2 separate regions of the Homo sapiens genome follow, and region 2 is linked to region 1. A link is a loop called in an ENCODE intact Hi-C map of the cell type or tissue named here. Cell type or tissue: K562. All regions are shown on one strand. Links, peaks and the distances in the headings refer to the core of each region. The heading gives the core; the rest is flanking DNA.

Region 1 (8,328 bases), core at 278-8,277:
CATTGTCAAGGGCAGCTGGAGGACAGTTTTAAGTGAAAACTTTGGGGTGCAAGAAACAAAAATGCGGCCAAGTGAGCTTCACAGCAGAATTGGTTATAATATTAGCTGTGCGCCAGCTATGCAGACCGTATCCTTCATTTAGTCCTCAGCAGTCCTGTGAGGGAAGTATTGCTATTCTCGCCACTTTACAGATGAAGAAACTGAGGCTTATCAAGGTGAGAGGATTTGCTTGAGGCCTCACAGCCAATGGTGGAGCTGGGATTTGAGCCCAGGCTCACTAGCACAGTGCTGTCCTGTGGCTCTCTGGCATGAGAGGCCAGACAAAGCAAAACTGGGCCTCCCAGAGGGTGGGACAAGCACCCAGGTGAACAGCCCAGAACCAAGGTGGGTGCTTCCCCCACAAGGGCTAGGGTCCCCCCTCCAGCCCTCTCTCTAGTCTGGCTTTCTCAGCTGCCCCATAGACTTTGGTGGAAGGTACCCCCTGACAGCAGCTGCTTACCTTCTGGGTTCCCCCACAGCACTCAAGCTAACAACCCAGACCAGTCAAAATCAACCAGTTCTAAATACAAACTCCCGAGTTAATGAGTATCACCGGTCTAGCCTGAGATCAGTGTCAGCCCCTGGTCCAATCGGCTGAGGTCAGGACAATGCCTCGGTGCAAAAATGGCCACCACAGCCAATCTTAGGGGAGGAAAGAAGATCACAAATGAGCAGCCTGGCCATCCACCTCATCCACCCTCATGTCACTTACCACAGAGTTGTCCTAAAATTGAGTATGAATGCCTTGGATGGAGTCCAGTCTCCCCTCAGCCTCTCTTCTCATCTCCTCTGGGCTACTGCACCTCCTGGACTTAGCTACCTGTGAGGTTCCTGAAGACATTTGGGTTTTTGCTCTCTGGAGGAATGGTGGAGTGATTCTCAGCAAACAGAAATGTTAGGTATCTATTAATACCTCAGGGTCTAGAAAGCTCTGCAGGTGTGCCGATGCCAACCAGCCCCATGTCAGCAGTTGGGCAGAGATGCCACCAGGTAGAGCCACCCAGGAGGCTAGTGGAGAGGGGCCTGTCTTAGTCCGTTTTGTGTTGCTATCATAAAATACCTGAGGCTGGGTAATGTATAAAGAAAAGAGGGTTACTTGGCTCACCGTTCTGATGGCTGCAAAGTTCAAGTTTGGGAAGCCGCATCTGGTGAGGGCCACCTTCCTCTTGGGGTGGTAGGTGGAAGGGGAGAGGGCGTATGCAGAGATCACATGGTGAGAGAGGAAACAAGAGAGAGAAACCAAGGAAGCAAGACTCTTTCACAACCTGCTCTCAGGAAATAATCCATTCCCAAGAGAGGACATTAATCTATTCATGAGAGATCCACCCCCACGGCCCAAACACTTCTCACTAGGCCCCGACTCCCAATACTGCTGCATTGGGGATCAAACTTCAACATGAGTTTTGATGGGGACAAGCCATGTCCAAACCATAGCAGAGCCCAATAGTCTGCAGTTTGTCCAGAAGTCAAGATAAAGAAATACATGCTGCTGAGAATGGGTTGCTTCCAGTTCTAGCCCATTGGAGCCAAGCCCTGATGTCATCTTGTTTCATTCTTCCACATGCTTTTCCTAGGATCAAGACTTAACACCCCCACCCCACCCCCAGGTTCCCTGTGAAAGGGGAGCACCTGCTCCAAGGAGCCCTACTCCAACAGTTGAGAGTTAATTTTCATTTCAAACAACATGGCGGCCAAGACTGGATGTAGACATCCCACGTTGGCCCGACCCCATGGCTCATTCAACCCATGTTTCTGGCCAGGCCCTTGAGGGGCAGCTGGAGCAATCTGCTTCTTCCATGATACTGATCATCAGAACTTGGGCTGGCCAGCTTCCTGGGACCACCCCTGACAGCGTGACACTTTACAAAACTCAGCCTTCAGCTATGCAGTCTTAGGAAGCAGATCTCATGAGCTGACTCCTTATTGTGTGAAGTAGGACTCATGTCTCTGTTCTAAGTTTTCCTCTTTCAATGTACAAGATGGGCTGATAGTTTGAAAAGTCATGAAAAGACCATGTTTTCTCATCCTTGCTTTCTTTGCTTGACAGGGGCAGACATAATTGTTCATCATTTCAACAAATATTTATTGGGCTTCTATTATGTGCCAGATGCTGTTCTAAGCAGTGAACAAAATGTTCTAGCAGAGTATGACAGATCAATAACAGTATCACCTGCTATTTGTTGAGGACCTACTACTCACTTTGACACTGGGCCAAGCCCAATTCATTATCGCATTGAATCCTGGCCTGATACAGAACTGTTATTATCCCCATCTTACAGGGGAGGAAACCTTAAAGGTTGAGTGACTTTCCTAAGTTGCAACAGCAAATAAGTGATGAAACTGAATCCTTCAAGACCAGAGGTTGGCAAATTATAGCCCGTGGGCCAAATAAAGTTTTATTGGAACACAGCCATGCACATTCGTTCACATATTTCCTGCAGCTGCTTTCCCACGACAAGGGCAGAGTTGAGGAGTTGCAACAGAGATCAGGTGGCCTGAAAAGCTGAAAATACTTGCTCCGTGGCTCTTGATGAAACAGGTTTGCTGATCTGTGTTCCTAGATTAGATTTGTAGGCCAGACATGGTGGCTCACGCCTGTAATCCCAGCAGTTTGGGAGACCGAGGTGGGCAGATCACCTTAGGTCAGGAATTCAAGACCAGCCTGGCCAACATGGTGAAACCCCATCTCTACTAAAAATACAAAAATTAGCCAGGCGTGGTGGTGCATGCCTGTAATCCCAGGTACTCCAGAGGCTGAGGCAGGAGAATCGCTTGAACCTGGGAGGCAGAGGTTGCAGTGAGTCGAGATTCCACCACTGCATTCCAGCCGGGGCAGCTGCATCCATCAACCCATCATCTATATTAGGTTTTTCTCCTAATGCTATCCTTCCCCTAGTCCCCCACCCCATGACAGGCCCTGGTGTGTGATGTTCCCTTCCCTGTGTCCATGTGTTCTCATTGTTCAACTCCCACTTACGAGTGTGAACATGAGGTGTTTGATTTTCTCTCCCTGTGTTAGTTTGCTGAATATGATGGTTTCCAGTTTCATCCATGTCCCTGCAAAGGATATGAACTCATCCTTTTTTATGGCTGCATAGTATTCCATGGTGTATATGTGCCACATTTTCTTTATCCAGTCTATCATTGATGGGCATTTTGGTAGGTTTTCTTTTACTCTTTATTATGGAAAAAATCCAGCATACAAAAGTAAAGAGAATAAAATAATTGGTCAGTCCCATGGACCCAGTTTCAACAACTATTCCTGCATAGCCACCTTCCTCTCACACCTCTAGATTATTTTGAAGAAAACTCAAGTCATTGTATCATTTTACCTGTAAATATTTTAGTATATATTTCTGAAAAAAGGAATCTCTTTTTAAATGTAACCACAATATGATCTACCCTCAAAATTTTAATAGTACTTTCTTAATGTCATCAAATACCCAGTGTCCCTGGTTAGCCCTCCCATTTTTTGAAACAGATTTTTGTTTATATCAGGACTCAAATAGGTTCACACATTATGATTGGTTGATGTGCCTTTTTTTTTTTTTTTTTTTTTTTTTGAGACAGGGTCTCGCTCTGTTGCCCAGGCTGGAGTGCAGTGGTGCAATCATAGCTCACTGCAGCCTCAAATTCCTGGGCTCAAGTGATCCTCCCACCTCAGCCTCCCAAGTAGCTGGGACTACGGGCATGCACCACCATGTCTGGCTAAGATGTACCTCTTAAGTAGAGTGATCAACTGTCACAGCTTGGCCCTGGACTGAGGGGTTCCCGGCAAGCAGAACTTTCAGTTTTAAAACTGGGAAGGTCTTGAGGTGCACAAATTTCCATGCTAAAACCAAGAAAGTCCCAGGCAAACTGAGACAAGTTGGTCAAGCCATGTCTTCTCATCTGTAAGCTCCCTGTCCATCCCTTCCTGTATGTGTGTGTGCATGTGTGTTCGTGAGCACATGTGCCTGCTCTTTGTATGTGGAAGTGACCAGAACAGTTTTTCCTAAAAACTTTCCTCTGACTGCAGCTGATTGGACCAGGGGCTGATGCTGGTCTCAAGCTAAGCCAATGATATTCATTATCCCAGGAGTTTGAATTCAGAACTGGTTGGTTTTGACTGGTCTGGGTTATTAGCTTTTTGGGTTTTTTTTTGTTTTTGTTTTTTTAAAGAGGCAGAGTTCCCCAGGCTGGTCTCGAAATCCTGGGCTCAAGCAATCCTCCTACCTTGGCCTCCCAAACTGGGTTGTTAGCATGGGTGCTGTAGGGTGAACCCAGAAGCTGAGGCAGCCATTGTGATGGGCACTTTCCACCCAGGAAGTGTGTGGGGCAGCTGAGAAAGTCGGCCTAGAGAGGGGGCTGCAGGAGGGACCTCACCCCTAGTGGGGAAGTACCCACCTTGGTTCTGGGCTGTTCTTCTGGGTGCTTGTCCCGTCCTCTGGGAAGCCCAGCTGTGCTTTCTCCAGCTCCCCATGTTGTCGCTAGATAGCACTGTGCTCATGAGCTTGGGTTCAATCCCAGCTCTGTCCGGAGCTGCAAGACATTGAGCAAGTTCCGTTACCTCTAGCTGAGATTTTGCTGATCACGACCCCGTGGTGTCATTTAACTTGTTCTTCCATCCTTGTATTTGCTATGTATGAGCAGTTGGATCTAGAGGCATGATCAGGTTCAGGTTCAATGTTTTTAGCAAATCTACTTACAGGTAATGCTGGGCACTTCCATCAGGATTTTCCCAGTGTACAGCCTAGTCAATCCCAAGGCAGGGGCAGGGGGCAATTGGTAGCAAGGTCAGGACTGATCAGAACAGAACAGTTGAGGCTGCCTGGGGTTGCATAAACTCCTCTCCCCCAGGGTGTCAGGAAACCTCAGCCCATGTCATTGGTCATTAATGAAAGCAGAAACCAGATTTCATTGCTGTGCAAGGTAATTAAATTACTTCAAAAATCTACTCACACATGATTATTTCCATGCTTCCCACCAAATACATGCCTCTCCCTCATTTGCTGCCATCCTGGGCTCTTAGCTGGGAGCAATGAAGGCTGTTGTGGGGGCTTCTCAAGGCTGCTTGTCTTTGAGAAACAGAATGAAAAATGGGGTCCCCATCCAAGCCCCCCTACTCTGAGAAATGGAAGCAACTTCTCCCCACAGAGCATAGGGGATACAGCACCATTTGTATTTCCAACCCAAGGTGAACTGTTCTTGGTATTTTTTTCCCTTATAAATCATGTTGTTTCAAAGTTTTGTTCTATGGTATGGCAGGAGGTGAGAAGGAGAGCAGAAAAAATGCTTATATTAAATTGGTGGTGCAGCCAGGCACAGTGACTCACGCTCGTAATCCCAGCACTTTGGGAGGCCAAGGCAGGAGGATCACTTGAGCCCAGGAGTTTGAGACCACCCTGGGCAACATAGTGAGACCCCCATCTCTACCCAAAAAAAAAAATTTTTTTTTACTTTTTTCTTAATTTTTTTCCATTGTTTTGATGCTATCTATCTAGTCATCCAGAAGCACAATTTTTCTTTTTTTAATAAACCAGACATGGTGGCACACCCCTGTGTTCCCACCTACTCCAGAGGCTGAGGTGGGAGGATCACTTGAGCCCAGGAGATCGAGGCTGCAGTGAGCCATGATTACACCACTGCACCAGTCTGGGCAACAGAGCGAGACCCTGTCTCAAAGAAAAATGATGCTGCTGGTATTCCTGGGAAAAAGAGAATGAGAAAACAATAAGGAGCATTCGAGCTAAGAGGTTTTCTCTGCGTTTTGTGTCAGGTGCAAGGGGACAGGGTAGGGACAGAGGAAAAGGAGCTGGGTATGCCCCACCCAAGTGCCTCCTGTTTGTGTCCAGGTCCACAACCTGGACACAAACAGAAAAGTAGGACCAGGGTGGCGTTTCATCCCCAAAGCAGAGTTGCAACCTCAGTTACCCACGGGGGCCTGGCAGGTGCACAAAATGGACAACGCAGGCACAGATGAGACAACAGGGAGGCGTGGGGACTGGGGCAGGTGGGGACTCTGTAAGCCATCTGAAGGAGTGGCCTGTACCCCGCTCAGGCAGATTAAAGCAGTCTGGTCTTGCAGCTCATTTCAGGAGCTGAGAGCACAAACTTCAGGGCCAAGCTGCTCTGTCTCCCGATCCCTACTCTGCCAGCTTTCCTAGCTGCATGACCCGGGGCAAGTCTCTTGACTTCTCTGCGCCTCAGTTTCCTCATCTGGAAAGTAGAAATGATAACCGCACCTGCCACTGGTGTGACACAGAGATTCATATAGTGAACGCCACCATCAGTGACACTGATTGCATGAAATCTGCCATGGTGGGAGTATTTACACCACAGCCATTGGCAGACACTACAAATCAGACCTTTTTTATTTTTTCTCACCAGTCAGCCACTTGTTAAACCTTTACCAGCACAGGCACCTTCCTCACAGGGCTTTTAGGATGATTTCTAGACTTAATACATATAAAGCACTTAAAACGGTGCCCAGCACACTGGCCACCCTCCAATTCACTGTATTCCTCTTTGTGTGATCAATGTGATTATAATGGGGGAACGTGACACTACTGTGGCCACATCTTCCAATTCTTCCAGAGAAGCTGGAAATCTTGATTTTTATGCAAAAAACAAAAATCTCCGGATTCTTAAAGATTGGCTAACATCAATCATTTTTAAAACCTGAGCAAAACAAAGTGCATGTGGAATTTGGACCACAGACTCCACGTTTGCAAAGTTGGACTTAGAGGAATGGACTGTGGGTGTTGTCTGGCAAGGCGAGGTCCTTTCTCACCTCTCACCTTTGTATGCAACTGCTCTCCCTCCTGTTGAATCAACGGCCTGCCTCTCTTGTGTGAGCCTGTGCCTCTTCCTCCTTGAAGCCCTCCTAGCTGTGCCCTGCAGGGTACATGACTCCGTCCTTGACTGTCCCTCCTCAAAGCGCTGCTTCCCTGCCACCCTCTGCTGTGGTCTATGTCTTTCTGACTCTAGGACTGAGGGGCTGGGGCTGTGTTTTGTTCATCTTGGCATAGGGCTGTGTACATCAAGGATCATAATGATAATAAAATCAACATCTATTGAGTATCTTCTGTTTGCTAGGCTATGTGCTAAGCACCTTTTATGTATCATCACCTTAATCCTGATGATAACCCTCAGATGTGGATATTTGTGCCCAAGGCCACAAAGAGGGAGGCATTTACTGGGAATCAAACCCAGGCTCCTCACCTCTGGAGCCCACTGCAGACGGCTGAGTCCATAGCGAGCACCGCACGTGGAAAGTTAGGCAGCAAGGACCCCGGCTAGACTGGGCTGGGATCAGACAGTGGAGGGCATGCATGCCCGGCTGAGGCTCTCCCGGGGCTGTCTCCAGCCACACTCCACAGATACGTCCAGAAAGGACGCTGCTATATTTAAAAGCCTGGGCAGGGTAGCACTTCAGTGACATTTGGGCAGCCGCCTTTCCAGAAAGGGCAGACATGTTCTTTTAGCTCCGCTCTTCTGAGCTGGTATTTCGGAGAACTTGTCAGGATCACTGCAAAGGGGAGGCCGCTGCCACTTGGGATCCCTGCAGCCTTCCCAGAGACATGGCTACTGCAGCACAGGGCTGAGAGAGCACAGGGTGGCGAGAGTTCATGGGCCAGGTCAGGATCACCAAGCCAGGTCAGGGGGCAGCAGGTGTCACTGGGGCCTGGCATGTAGACCCTGGACAGCCCCAAGTCTCAAGAGGGCGCCTGTTGCTGGGGGCAGGATGGGGAGAGGGGTTCTTGGCATTGCTGACCCTCTGCCCACGCTCTGGTTTTTTGGCTTCAGCCCTCATGTTCCAGGGGCGTCCACCCCTCATGTTCCCCCTAGATGATGTCATCTTCTCACACACCCTCACAACCCTTTGGCCAGAAATTCCAAGAACCGTCTGTGGCCTGGCCAACCTCACCCTGTGTTTAACAGTGAACAAAGCATATCTTTTGTTTGTTTGTTTCTTTGTTTTTGAGACAGAGTCTCTTGCTCTGTCACCCAGGCTAGAGTGCAGTGGTGCAATCTTGGCTCACTGCAGCCTCAGACTCTGGGTTCAAGTGATTCTCCTGCCTCAGCAACCGAAGTACAGGTGCCCGCCACCACGCCTGGCTAATTTTTTTTCCATATTTTTAGTAGAGACAGGGTTTCACCATGTTGGCCAGGCTGGTCTTGAACTCCTGACCTCAGGTGATCCACCCACCTTGGCCTCCCAGAGTGCCGGGATTATAGGCGTGAGCCACTGCGTCTGGCCCAAAGCATATCTTTTAACTGCTGGTGTCTTCACACCCCAGCTGGGTC
Region 2 (8,328 bases), core at 148-8,147, 180 kb before region 1:
GCCTGGGCCCAGGCCACGTGCCGGAGATGCCCTGGTGATGAAAACAGACATGCTCTCTGCTCTCGAGGTGCTTTGGTCTCTGTGGTGTTTAGAAATCAAATCCCTGAAGAGACCCACATTAATCAAATAATCACATATTTGAAGTTGCAAGCCCAGCTAAGGGCTGCAGAGGAAATGAGCTAGGAATGATGAGACCATATTACAGGGACCAGCTTTAGTCTGGAAGTCAGGGAAGGACTCCTGAGTTAGCCCAGTGAGGAGGCGCATGGTAGTCCAGTTAGAGGGTAGGAGCGAGATGTGCGAAGGCCCTGGGGTGGGAGACCATACCTCTGGCTCCAGCAAGTGAAAGGTGGGCAGTGTGGCTGGAGTGCAGGGTGAAGGGCAGATAGGCAGGATGTGTCTGAGAAGCAGGGGACAGGGCAGGGTCCCATGAGGCTTGTAGGCCCTGCTGAGGTCGTTATCATGAATGGGAGGGGACGAAAGAGGAGGAGGATTGAAGGGGTTTGAGGACAGAGAGCCTGGGCTGGGAGACCTGGCCAGACAAGGAGGCTTAGCTGTTGCCTCCACCATCCTCTGGCCCAAGTCTGTATGTCTGGCCTCCCTGGGCATCCAGAAAGTTCCCCAGTCTCCCAAGGTTGGCACAAGAATAAAGCAATTTCCCTGGGCAGATGAGGAGGGGGTTGAGGGTGGTCCTCACCACATTCAAATACAGGCTTCTTTTCTGCCATGTATTATTTACCTAGGGGCTTGTGAAAAAGAGAAGGATCCAAAAAAAACAACAGCAAGCAAACACCCCCTCCCCCCACCACCCTGCAGTCCAACATTGCTCCAGGCGTGCAGCCTGAGGGAATGAGTATTTTTTTTCCTCCAGTATCTGTACGTGTGTGAGCATGTGAGACGCTGTGCTAGAGCTCCAGGTCCCAACCAGCATAGGTGGCTCTGGGGCCTTTGGGACATCGCGAGGCGGCACCATCGCCTCCCACAGCCCCGGCAAAGGTTGGCCTCATGGGGCCTGCACTTTGAGATACGGTGGGCTTCCGTTTTAGATCAGTCTGGTGCTCCAGTAACTCCAGCAGGGCCTGCCTTGGGGGCTGGGGGTTCTCAGGCAGGCTGGCTCCTGGAAGGGTAAAATTCCCAGAGGAAGGGAGGTAGCGAGTCCGGGGGATTTGGCGGCCGCCCCTGCATAGCATTATTCTGTGCCTCACACATTCTTATTAGCATCGTAATCGCTCCAAAATACTGATTCATTATTGCACTCCGAGCTGCAGACGGAGGCAATGGGGTTTAATAGTTCCATATGAGCCATTCTGGGCTGTTGAGTAAATATTGCTCATTGTGAAAAATTGGGTAAATGTGTGTTTACGCTGTCGAGGAGCGAGGCACCAGCCAAGTAGGTAGCTGGTGTCTGGACATGCACCCGGCAAGGTGGTGGGGACAGGGGAATGAATGTTCTCTGGGAAATATTTGCTTCCTGTCTGGCTGGCCTTGGAAATGTTCTTTGGACATGGACGTTGGGATCAAGAAAGGGGCTTTACCTCAAAATCAAGGTAGAAGGAGCCTTGTGTTTCTTGTGCGTGTGCAAATGGCTTAGGAGTGGGCAGGAAAGACCCTGGGCCTTCCAAGCTTGTAGAGACAAATGATTGGATTCAGAATCAGAGAGCTGGTTACCACCAGCAGCAGGAGGCGATGTGGCAGGTGAGAAGTGTGCAGGTGAGAGGGTTTGACTCTGGGTTCCCTGTTCAACCACCTGCTAATTGTGGGATTTCAGGCAAGTTACCTGACCCCTCTGTGGCCTCAGTTTTCTCATCTATAAAATGGGGATAAAATAACTTCCTCGTAGGGCTATCATGGGATTTAAACATACGCTTATAACATTCAAGTGGTGTCAGTTGGCATCATGCACAAGAAATGTTCACCATTAATATGATTCTGGTCTAGCATGGAGAGAAGGCCTGGATTTGAGTCTGGCTATCTCAGGGCTTTGATTTTGAGAATCTGATGAAAGCTATGGATCTTCTTTTTAGAAATATGATGGAGACTTAGCATTTTGCATGTAGTTTCAGGGAGTTGCAAGATTCCCCCAAATCTAGCCATGTACCCCAAGTTAAGAGCTCCTACTTTTATCATGCACCTTGCTCTGGGGTGGAAGTGAGGCATAGAATTTGGAACTGCCTAGAAGTGGGTTTCAACCCAAGGCCTGGGTTTTATCCTGGCTCTGCCTCATATTTGCTGTGAAATTGGGCAAGTGAATGACCCATCTCTGAGCCTCAGTCTTTTTTACCTAATGTTGAGTGGCTTCATGTGGAAAGGACTTGGAGTATATAAAGCACTGGGCCCAATGCCCGGCATACAGTACTCAGTAAATATCATCCTCATAATTCCTTCTGGTTAAAGACCTAAGAGTTGCTAAATGTAGACTCTGACTCTCTGCTGTTTTTATAGTCTGTGTATAATAATTTCATTATCTGAAGTTCTTGGGTGTGATCCTGCTAATGTTGCCTGTTGATCTATGGTAGACCAGTTCCCCATGTGTTTTGTAATTTTGGATTGAGAGGTCATCTTTGGTAGGCTTGTATCTCTGTGAATTCTATGTGACCAGGATTGACCTTAGTGCAGAAGTCATCCAGATAGCAAATATTTTTCACTTTGCAGACTACAGTCTCTAACACAATGACTTAACTCTGCCTTTGTGCAAAAGCAGTGATAAACAAGAAATAAACTAATGAGTGGGGCTGGATTTGACCCAGGGCCGATGGGATTTGGCCTACAGGTCACTGTTTGCTCACCCTTGTTTTTTGGTTTGTTTGTTTGAGACGGAGTCTTGCTCTGTTGCCCAGGCTGGAGTGCAGTGGCACGATCTCGGCTCACTGCAAACTCCGCCTCTCCTGAGTTCAAGCAATTCTCCTGTCTCAGCCTCCTGAGTAGCTGGGACTACAGGTGCACATCACCATGCCTGGCTAGTTTTTGTATTTTTAGTAGAGACGGGGTTTGACCACATTGGTCAGGCTGGTCTCGAACTCCTGACCTCAGGTAATCCACCAGCCTTGACCTCCCAAAGTGCTGGGATTATAGGCATGAGCCACCGCACCCAGCCACCCCTGTGTTATTAATAGAAATATTTTGTATTTGTTTTGGCTTAATGTCCAGCAGTATTACCATGTGAGAATGATTTTTAAGTTAATTTCTTGGCAGAGAACAGTAGTTCTCAAAGTGTGGTCCCTGGACCAGCAGCATCAGCATCCCCAAGAAATTTGTTAGACATGCAAATTGTCGAGCTCCAACCCAGATCTCCTGAGTCAGGAATCCTGGCAGTGGGACCCAGCAGTTTCTATTTTAACAAATTGCCCAGGTGATTCTGATCCATACTCAAGTCTGAGAATTCCAAAGGGACAATCAATTTGAACTCCAAACCCATGCGAGTGCAGGATTATGGTTATACATTCTCAGGGGAAGCTACCTTTTGGTTTTCCAAACTAGAGGCAAGGCAGAGACAGATCAAGGCATGTCTTCTTCCAGTGTTAGTGGATAGAGGTGTTCTGATCCACATACTCGCTGAGTGTGAAGGCCTCTTCAGTACTAAGATGGGCACCTATCTATCCCATGCCCCACTCCTTTATTGCAGAGGGCACTTAATTATTGGTTCACATACTTAGCAGTCTGAGTGAGTTCCCTCTTCAGTTTTGGCCCTTGGGAATTTCTTACTTTTTCCAGAACTGACCTATATATTTAAAGGGATGCTGGTATACCTTATCCAGTATTTCTGGGTGTTTTATAGTGGGAGCATTTCAGGTTATATTGTCTTCCATGTTACTGGACACTGAAGTCCTCTCAATGTAATGAAAATTAGTTTCTCCTTTAGAATTCTTTTTAGAAGGTCTGGTAGCCTCCTGCTTCACTGGTGACCTGACACTTTTCACTTACCCTGGGGTCTGAGCCCACTTTGTCACTCACAGGGACCAAAGGCTGAACAAATCCTGGGAGTCTCTCTACCTTACCTCTGCCTGGAGCTGGAGTCCAGTTCAGCCAACGTTTGTTAAGCACCCATTGGGTGAGGGGTGAGGGGAGTTCACTTTATACAAGTGACAAGTATCTCTGCTAGAGGACACCACCCCATGGTCAGTGTATTCCAGCATGTAAATCCCCTTGCTCTGCTCTAGGGGAACTTGACTGCTCTAAGGAGGAGGGTCAGAATGGTGTCAGGGTGAAGAGCTCTGGCTTTAAAATCCATTGGAATCAAGTTCAACTCCCAGCTCTGCCTTTTACAAGCTGTGTGATCTTGAGTGAGCCTCTGCCCCTCTCTGAGCATCAGCTTCTCCAACTGCAAGGTGGGATGACAGAGGGTTGCTGTTAAGGATCCAGTGAGATCATTCATGGAAGGCACTTGGCCAAGCACCTGGTACATGGTGAGTCCTCCAGGGAGCACCTCCAATGAATGTTTGTGACTGGAATGGCCGTTATGAGTCTGTTTCTCATGATAACCGACTTGGAGAAGTCAGGCTGGGGAGGTGGACTGGCCCTTGGGTGCTCCAGAGGCCATCGTGTCACAGATACAACTTGGGGTAGCAGCCCTGCACCCCACCACTATTCCTGTAGTGACCTTTCTTCATGCTTTCCACCTCTACACAGTCATGTGACTCAACCCAGGAAGACAGGGAAGCTGCCAGTCATAGTATGCCATCCCTCTGGCTACAGTGATTGGACCACCAGAGAGTCACATGACTTAAGCTGGGCCAATCAGAATTCTCTGGTACTTTTCAGCTGGAGCAGGTCTCTGTTGTCCCTATAGCTGAGACGTGGGAAGGAAGAAAGGAAGGAAGCCTGAAGGAAGGAAGTCTAGAGCCGCCTGGAGGCAGGGTTTCAGACAATTTCATGGGGACAGAGTGAAACCAGCCTGCAGGGAGAGGCTAAGAGACAGAGTCCTGATTTGAATCATCCTGAGGGCATTCTCTCTCTTTATCGTTTGATTACAGGAGCCCAACCCATGTTTTTATTTGTGTATTTGGTTGTTTAAGCTTGTTCAGACCGAGTTTCTGCCACCTACAATCAGAAACACCCCCAAAACATGTCTCCCCATGGAAGGTTCCGGGAACTCTTGGCCACTCCATTCTGTGTGACCAAAATTCTCCAAAGGTGAATCAGACACAAGTCATGTCTGCCAACCTGGCCTGGTGTTGATAGGCGGGTCTGGTGCAGGATGTACCCTGTTGTTTGAAGAACATCATGTGGAGAACAAGGGGACAGAGGGAGGCCATAGGGTGTGCCAGGACACAGGCCTGGGCAGAACTCCACCACCCTTGGGATTTGAGTATCCCAGAAGAAGGAACATTTGGGCAGTGACATGGCCATGTTCGTGTCACTGAACCACCCTGAGAAATAAGGTCCCGCGCAGAGCTTCAGCAGATGTGGAATAGTTCCACCCCCTGCCTCAGATTCTTTTCAGGGCAGCCCATCACGACCCCTCTAGCAAGAGTTACCTGCCCTCCCCACCGATCATACCCTAGTCCAGCAGGGAATGGCTTTTGCCCACTTTTAAAAAGTGGCCTGCAGAGCCTGGCGAAGTCCCTCCCGTGTCCCCAAGCCCACCACACCTGCTTCGTTCTGCATAGTTCTCCCCGCTTTATCTTTGATCTCAAAAAAAGATCATCTTGGAAAAGATTGTTTTGTGTGCAGTTTACCCAAATGCCACTTTTTCTAATTTTGCCGGAGTTGCCCTCCCCACTTTCCCTCTTCCTTTTCTTTCTTTCTTGGATTTGCTCTGGGGTTGGCTTCCTCGAACCAAAATAACTCTCACAATGCACAGGGAAAAGTGCTTCCTGTGGATGAATGACATCTGTATGAAAAGCCAGCCAGCCGGCCGATTTCTGTCCTTTGAAGACGCTTGTCAGCGAGTGCTGCGGTGAAGTGTCAGGCGTCACCCGGGGTGACTGTGGAGACGCCTGCAACAGTGAGCTTTTTTATTTTTTTCCAGAAAGCCTTCAGCCCAAACTCTGGGCTCTCCGGGGACCCAGGAGCGCATCCATTTTCTGAGGAGATGAAAAGCGATGCTGGTTTGAGCAGCTGGTGTTTTCTCCTGTGTTCCCGGCAGGGCCCTGCAGCAGTGCCTTTGTAGCTCACCTGCTCTGCCTTGCGTGGTTCAACTCCGCCCCCTTCTTCCCTGATTCGTGTGCCCATGTCAGGGGCTGTTTGCACCCTGAGAGGAGAGGAGACGGGGTGCCGGTAATGCCCCCATGGCCCTCCTGTTGGACAGGAGGGGAAAATCTCATGGTTAAGAATGTGGCCCTGGGCAGGGTTTGGTGGCTCATGCCTGTCATCCCAGCACTTTGGGAGGCCGAGGCGGGTGGATCATTTGAGGTCAGGAGTTCGAGACCAGCCTGGCCAACATGGTGAAACCCCATCTCTACTAATAATACAAAAAATAGCCGGACTGGGTGGCCTGTACCTGTAATCTCAGCTACTCGGGAGGCTGAGGCAGGAGAATTGCTTGAACCCAGGAAGGTAAGGTTGCAGTGTCCGTAGATCGCACCTCTGCATTCCAGCCTGGTGACAGAGCAAGACTCGGTCTAAAAGAAAGAAAAAAAGGAATGTGGCCCTGGAGTCAGAATGGGTCTGGGTTCAAATCTCTGAGCCTCAGTTTTCCTATCTGAAGAATGGGGTTGTTAGGTTTAGTGAAGACAGTATGGGAAAATTACTTCCTTAGCACGGAGCCCAATACATAGTAAGTGCTCACTTCTCCAGGTTCACCCTGGCTGACCCTTCCTCTCAGCCCATGTGCTGCCATATTAAAGTTAGCACAGCTCTGAAGGGCAGTATTTTCTCCCTCTTCCGTGCTCTTCCCCTTGCCCACAGTAACTTTCCATACTTCGTCTGTCCAGTGGACTCCTGTTCATCCATCAGGGCCCAGCTTAAAGCATCACCTCTCTGTAAACCCTCAGTCAGCAACCCCTCCATCCTAAGGCTGGCCATAAACAAAGCCTTGCTCTGTGTGTGTGTGTGTGTGTGTGTGTGTGTGTGCGCGCGCGTGTGTGTGTGTTATTTTCTCATAGCTCTGGAGGTTAGAAGTTTGAGATCAAGGTTTCAGCAGGTTCTTTCTGAGGCCTCTCTTATTGGCTTATAGATGCCTGTCTTCTCCCTGTGTCTTCACATGGTCATACCCTGGGCATGTCTGTGTCTTAATCTCTTATTAGAAGGACACCCATCAGATTGAATTAGGGCCCACTGTCATGATCTCATTTTTACCTTAAATACATCTTTAAAGGCCCTGCTCCAAATACAGTCTCCAAACACACATTCTGAAGTCCTGGGGGTTAGGACTTCAGTTGGGGAGGCGGGAGTTCAGCTCCTAATAAAAAAGTCACCATGCCTAGGTGTGCTTCTAGATGATACCTGTGTGGGCTTCAGTCTCTACAGGACCCTAGAGCATGGCTTTAGACAGCCCCAGGGCCCAGCTCCTGTGATGAGGATGGGAGGGTCGCTGCATGGGGGATGCCGGCCTGGGAGCTCCTGGCCGCAGAGCTTGGCTGCCTTCCCTGACTTGAGGCCTAGGCACACACCTCCATGCTCTGCCTGGTCTTACAAGGAGTTTGTAAGTCTCTGAACTGCCCACAGCAGCCATGGAGGCGTAGGGAGCCAGAGTCTCAGATATCCAGGGAGTGGGAGAAGGGAATGGGTGTGCCTGAAGACATCCTGCCCAGCTTCAGCAAGTGGGGGTCTCTGGACAACCTTCTAGGGCCACACAAGAAATAAAACCGTTGTTAACACTATCTATGGGTTTGTCCTCCCTCTCTCCCTTCCTTCCTTCCCTTCCTCCCTTCCCTCTCTCCCTCCCTCCCTCCCTTCTTCCTTCCTTCCTTCTTTCCTTCCTTCCTTCCTTCCTTCCTTCCTTCCTTCCTTCCTTCCTTCCTTCCTTCCTTCCTTCTTTTTCAAGATTTTCTTTACAGCAGTTTTAGGTTCACAACAAAATCGAGAGTTGCCGTATCCTCTCTGCCCCAATATGTGCATAGCCTCCCCCATTATCAGCATCTCCCACCAGAATCGTACATTTGTTACAAATCAATGTACATTGACACATCATTACCCAGAGTCTGTAGTTTACATTAGGATTCATTCTTGGTGTGGTATGTTCTATGGGCTTGGACAAGTGTATAATGACATATATCTGCCATCATAGTATCATACCTAGGATTTTTGCTGCCCTAAAAATCATCCGTGCTCTACTACTTCATCCCTCCCTGCTCCCTCCAACCTCTGGACACCAGTGACCCTCTTACTGTCTCCATAGTTTTGCCTTTTCCAGAATTCCATATAGTTGGAATCATACAGTATGTAGCC

What was found. Peaks named below come from ENCODE experiments on the same cell type or tissue, not always from the same donor. Only the 100,000 strongest peaks of a DNase experiment are listed, where the experiment ranks them.
Region 2: it touches region 1 in a loop (1.8-fold over the local background); 1 of 110 quality-filtered maps calls a loop at or near these places.

The regions. Positions count from the first base shown.
Region 1 is chr12:111,239,920-111,248,247 of GRCh38, forward strand. The region is part of intron 3 of CUX2 (cut like homeobox 2); the gene reads left to right. Among named protein-coding and RNA genes, the nearest start is that of MIR6760, 60 kb to the right of the region's middle. In K562, for the core only: no CTCF peak of the experiment used is centred there; no DNase peak of the experiment used is centred there; H3K27me3 peaks cover 3,523 bases.
Region 2 is chr12:111,062,542-111,070,869 of GRCh38, forward strand. All of the region lies in intron 1 of CUX2 (cut like homeobox 2), which reads left to right. Among named protein-coding and RNA genes, the nearest start is that of CUX2, 33 kb to the left of the region's middle. In K562, for the core only: no CTCF peak of the experiment used is centred there; a DNase peak (open chromatin) is centred at 4,700; H3K27me3 peaks cover 3,447 bases.